Linked DNA regions of Homo sapiens: region 1 is linked to region 2. A link is an interaction called in ENCODE POLR2A ChIA-PET data of the cell type or tissue named here. Cell type or tissue: IMR-90. All regions are shown on one strand. Each heading gives the region's core, and the rest is flanking DNA. Links, peaks and the distances in the headings are about the cores only. Region 1 has its middle 7.5 kb from the start of LINC01118. Region 2 overlaps PRKCE (protein kinase C epsilon).

Region 1 (2,820 bases), core at 271-2,770, 1.2 Mb after region 2:
AAGGAAGGAAAAGAAAGAGAGAAAGAAAGAGAAGGCTGGGTACAGTGGCTCATGCTTATAATCCCAGCACTTTGGGAGGTTAAGGCAGGAGGATCACTTGAGCCTAGGAGTTTGAGATCAGCCTGGGCAACGCATAGAGGCTCTGTCTGAAAAAAAAAAAAGTAGGCAGGTGTGGTGTCACACACCTGTTGTATCAGCTACTCGGGAGGCTGAGGTGGGAGGATCATTTGAGCCTGGGCGATCAAGGCTGCACTGAGCCACAATTGTGCCACTGCACTCCAGCCTGAGCAATAGAATGACTGCCTCAAAAGAAGAAGAAAGAGGAGGAGGAGGAAAGAAAGAAAAAAATTAAGTCTTAAGTTTGGGAAAAAAAGAGAAAAAACTTTAAATATGTATAGACAATATTATTGGGAGAAGAAGGAGGAGGAGAAAAGAAGAAGGGAGGAGGGAAGGAAGGAAGGAAAGAAGGAAGGGGGGAGGGAGGGAGGGAGAAAGAAAGAGAGAGTGAGAAAGCAAGCAAGCAAGCAAGTTAAGGCTTAAGTTTGGGGAAAAAGAGACAAAATGTTAAATATGTAGAGACAACATTATTGTGTAAATAGAAAATCCAAGTTATTAGACCAAGTAAAAGAGTTTAGCACAATTGCTGGGTATAAAGTTAACATGCAAATAAACTTGAGTTTATTTCAATATGTGAACAGTAAACATTGAGAAAATAAAAAATTTTAAAGTGATCATTTATACTTGCAACACAAATGAAGTATTTATGAATAAGTCTAACAAAATGTATGCTAATTTTGTATAAAATATTAAATTTTATTGGGAGACATTAAAGAATGCATTAATAAATGCAGAGACTTACTATATTTATGGATGAATGAGTCTATATTGTAAATATGCCATTTTCTCCAAATTTATATGTAGATTCAATGCATCACAATCAAAATCCCAACACATTTTTGCATGTAGAATTTGGTAAGCTTATTATAAAACTCATATGAAAATGCAATAATTATAAGAAAAAGAAGGTGATGGAATTGCCCTGCCAGATATCATGACTTATTATAAAGGCATAGTAATTAAGAAAGTGTGACATTAGCACAGGCATAGAGAAATAGATCAATAAAACAGAAGAGAGAGCCATGAGCAGACCCACACATATATGGATACTTGATCAATATGACTGACTGCAGATTACAGGGGAGTGGGGAAAAGACTTTTTAAGAAATTATTCCGGGGAGGGAAAAAAAGAGCTATAGGGGGAAAAAAATTGAATCTCTATTTCACACCACATACTAAAATCTCTTTAATTTGGAATAAAGAGCTAAATGTGAAACGTAAAACTACAAACCTTTTAAAAAAAGAGAGAGAAGCACATACCTTTGTGCTCTCAGAACAAGAGTTCTTGAATGAGATATAAAAGTAAAGAAGTAGCTAGGTGTGGTGGCTCAAGCCTGTAATCTCAGCACTTTGGGAGGCTGAGGTGAGTGGATCACCTGAATAAAGCTAGAGGAGCAGAAGTTGAAAAGGTATAAGTGAAACGAGATTGTCCATGAAATTATAATTGTTGAAGCTGAGTGATAGGTACAAGGAGATTCATCATATTATTCTATCTACTTTTGTATATGTTTGGAATTTTATCATAAATTATTTTTGAGAGAGAGAGAGATCAAGGAGGGACTATAAAGAGATGAAAACAAACCACAAACTGGAACTACACATATAAGCAATGAAGGACTAATATCCAGAACACAGAAAGAACTAAAAATCAAGGGGAAAAAAACCAATTTTTTAAAGGTAACAGACTTGAACAGACAAGTCTGAAAAGTGGAAATCCAAATGGTGAAGAAACAAACAAAAAGCTCAACTTCATTAATAATCTGGGAGATAAAATGTAAACCACAATAAGATACCATTTTGTACCCCCCAGATTGGAAAAATTAAGTCTGTAATACCAAGAGATGACAAGGATGCAGATGCCTCTGGGAGTATAAATTGGTACAGCCAATGTGGAAAGCAACTGGACTTGATCTAGTCATGTTGAAGACCATGTCATCCAGCAATTTTATTCCTAGATAAATATCTTAGGGCAACCCATGCATGTGCGCACCAGGAGACAAGAAAGCTTTACAACAACAACATCAGTAAGGACCAAACACTGAGAACAACTCAAATGTCCATCAGCCATAAAATGCATTAACTGTGAGCTTGTATGCTATATGAAATCTCAGCAGTGAAAATATATACAATGAAACTATAGCTATGTCCACCAAATGAAGCAAATCATCAAAGAATGCATACAGTACATTTATTTCCAAGTTTAAAAATAGACGAGTAGGTTAAACTATATGAAGCTGTATGAATTTGCAGATATTCAGCATTTTTCTCTTACAAATGGCATTTGTCATTCACTGTAGTACTGTTTAGGGTGCATACATAAATGGTAAAACCATAAAGGAAAGCAAGGTTCAATCAGACTTTTTCTGATTAACAGAAAAGTCAGGATAGTGTTACCTCTAGGAGAAGGAAGGGAGATTTGACTGAGGAAGGACCTGGGGTGTTGCTGGTGGGGAACTTCACAGGTACTAGTGATGTTCTAGTCTATTTATTTATCTCACGGGTGGTTACAAAAATATTTGCTTTATTTATTTATTTATTTACTTATTTATTTATTTATTTTAGAGACAGGGTTTCACTCTGTTGCCTAGGCTGGAGTGCAGTGGCATGATCATGGTTCACTGCAGCATCCAGCTCCTGGGCTCAGGTGATCCTCCAGTCTCAACCTCCCAAGTAGCTGGTACCACTGGCATGTGCCACCATGCC
Region 2 (2,820 bases), core at 14-2,513:
TGAAAACCAGCTAACTTCATGAATGTCCTAGAGGTCAGAGGTTGCACATGGATCACTTTGGCATATCACCTTACATATTTTTTTCAAGGACACGGAGTTTTAGGGAAAAATAAGAGAGAGCCTGTTGTTTTTGTGCTCATGGCTGTGATGTAGTCTGCCTGAAACCATGGTTACGGTTTCACAGGGAAGCTCCAACAAGCCACATGCGTAGAACTCTAGATTTGTGGTTTGCACTTTGGAAAGCAGGCAAACCTTTATGGAATCCCAGAGAACTCCATGCCATTCTATTCTACTTCACAGATGTCCCTCATCTCTGCTTCCTTCAGCCCCCACAACAGAGCTCCCACTCATTCCCCATTTCTTTTCCATGCATGGCCTTTGGGCCCTTTCCTCATGAATGCAGTGCATATGAGAGGGGGAGTGGAAGGGATAACTAATTTCAGAGGTAGACCTTGACTCTGAAAACCTGTGATTTTGGAGTTGTTGTTTTTGGACAGGAAGGGGGTGGAAAAAACTTGACGCTGGTAGCTAGGAGATGGGAGCCTTTTGCAGTGTATGCAGATGAGGGGCTTGGACAGTGGGGCAGAGAGCAGGGATGAGGAGCAGCAGGTCTGCATTTATCCATAGAACAGATGTTGGTTGGAGGGAGAGTGTCTTTGTATCTCTGGTGATGCTTCACTGGGGCACACCCCAAACTCTGGGAGCTTCAGGACACTGTCCCCACCTTCATCCCTCCTAGTGAAGCATGCAGTGGGAACTTGTTTGGTTATCATCCTCTAAGGTTCTCAAATTCATGTTGGATTTGGCCCTAGGCCAGATCATCTAGTGCACAGGCAAGTTTTACAGATGAGGACATTGAGTTCCAGAGAAGCTAGTTGGGGACCGAGGGTCACATGACAAGCAAAGGTGGGTTGGAAGTAGGGCCCTCACCGCCTGTTGCCCATGGCTTGTCTGATGGGGAGCCGAGCCTGCCCATCTGGCCTCCCAGCCTATTCTCCCTGCAGATCCATGTGCTGTGTCCCTGACATTTTTATTGTACTTGATAACTTCATCTCTTTTGCCTTATAGCAACTGTGAATTAGGTATGGCAGGTATTGGACAAACTAAAAAACTTGAGATAGAGAAGCCCAAAGTCTGAAGGATGAGTCAAGCAGTGGAGCAGGTTCAGAATGCCCATCTGTTTTCACCAGAGGATGCTGTAGCCACTCTGGTTCCTCCAGGCTGAAGGTGGGGACTCATTGGCAGGGGTGACTGGCCCCTGGAAATGGAGACAAGTTGCAGCTGGGCTAAGTTCACCTTTCCCAGTCTTAACATTCAGGGTAAACCCATGGTTTCATAGCTTTGGGTAGAATTCCCTGGGCTCAGGTCTCTTCACTCCTTACCTGGCAGGAATGAAGAAACACACCCTTCTCAGGTGTGGCTGAGAGATCTGGCCTGAAGTAAGGGGATGTGGATAGCATAAAGCAGCCGTTTCTCTCATTTTTGCGGAACACCGAATTCTGCCGCACTTTGAATTCACTTGTATTCCTGGAGTTCCTGTTTTGTGCTCATGTCTAACCAGGGAAGCTTCTCACTGTGGGCCATCCAGAGGAAAATGAGGCCCTGGGTTACTCTCAAGGGGCTTCCATTTCACCAAGGAATTGACACCAAGTACCCACATATACATCAAGCTTGTCTAACCCATGGCCTGTTAGCCACATGTGGCCCGGGATGGCTTTGAATGCAGCCCAACACAAATTTGTACACTTTCCTAAAACGTTATAAGTTTTTTTGCATTTTTTTTTTTTTTAGCTTATCAGCTATCATTGGTGTTAGTGTATTTTATGTGTGGCCCAAGACAATTCTTCTTCCGATGTGGCCCAGGGAAGCCTAAAAGTTGGACACCCTGATGTAGACACTTAACTAGCAATTAGGTTCCACACAGGTGGTACCATTAGTGTGTTAAGAGTTTAAAAAGGGAGTGTGGGCTAGGCACTGTGGCTCATGCCTGCAATCCCAACTACTTGGGAGGCTGAGCTGGGAGGACCGTTTGAGTCCAGAAGTTCAAGATCAGCCTAGGCAACGTAGTAAGACTCCATAACTACAAGAAACTTAAAAATTAGCCAAATCTGGACCTGCGGTGTGGTGTGTGCCTGTAGTCCCAGCTACTCAGGAGGCCAAAGTGGGAGGATTACTTGAGTCCAGGAGTTCAAGGCTGCAGTGTGCTATGATCTGACCATCAGGCCACGGCATTCCAGCCTGGGTGACAGAGTGATACCCTGTCTCTTGAAAAAAAAAAAAAAAAAAAAAAAAAGGTAGGGAGAACTGGAAGAATCCAGGAGGGTTTTTGGAAGGAGGCATGAGCTGAGTGTGAAACAGTAGGTTATATTTAAAGAGGTATCTACAAGAAGGAGCAGTGTTCCTGGCATGGCCACCGCAGGAATAAAGGCAGACAATCCTGTAGTCAGGGTTGGAGAATGGATGAGCAGGACAGAAACTGAGTGTACCTGTCAGAAAGGAGTGGGCAGGACAAGGTTTCCCAAATTTAAGACTTTTTTCTGAGTACTGCCTGTGCTTTCATTTACTTAATATTTAAAAAATTGATTCTTTTATTTTCCACGTAGTCTTTTCTTAAGCCCCACTATTCATGAAATCACAGGTTTGGAGCATGTAGTTATAACTTTTCTTTGTTCACATTAAAATAAACAGGGCTCTACAATACAGAAACAAAGTTCATTCCAAGTGCCTCTGAACATCATTAGTGATGTGGGGCCCACACTTCGGAAACATTGGAGTAGGAAAAAGTTTAGAAAACTGAGGTGAATTCTAGAATGCGTAAAA

Evidence for each region. ChIA-PET counts read pairs that join two places held together with the same protein. Peaks named below come from ENCODE experiments on the same cell type or tissue, not always from the same donor. Only the 100,000 strongest peaks of a DNase experiment are listed, where the experiment ranks them.
Region 1: POLR2A ChIA-PET joins it to region 2 with 5 read pairs; 1 of 35 experiments calls an interaction of 5 or more read pairs at or near these places.

Annotation. Positions count from the first base shown.
Region 1 is chr2:46,807,737-46,810,556 of GRCh38, forward strand. No RefSeq gene overlaps it. Among named protein-coding and RNA genes, the nearest start is that of LINC01118, 7.5 kb to the right of the region's middle. In IMR-90, for the core only: no CTCF peak of the experiment used is centred there; no DNase peak of the experiment used is centred there; H3K27ac peaks cover 30 bases.
Region 2 is chr2:45,653,579-45,656,398 of GRCh38, forward strand. The region is part of intron 1 of PRKCE (protein kinase C epsilon); the gene reads left to right. Among named protein-coding and RNA genes, the nearest start is that of PRKCE, 3.3 kb to the left of the region's middle. In IMR-90, for the core only: no CTCF peak of the experiment used is centred there; no DNase peak of the experiment used is centred there.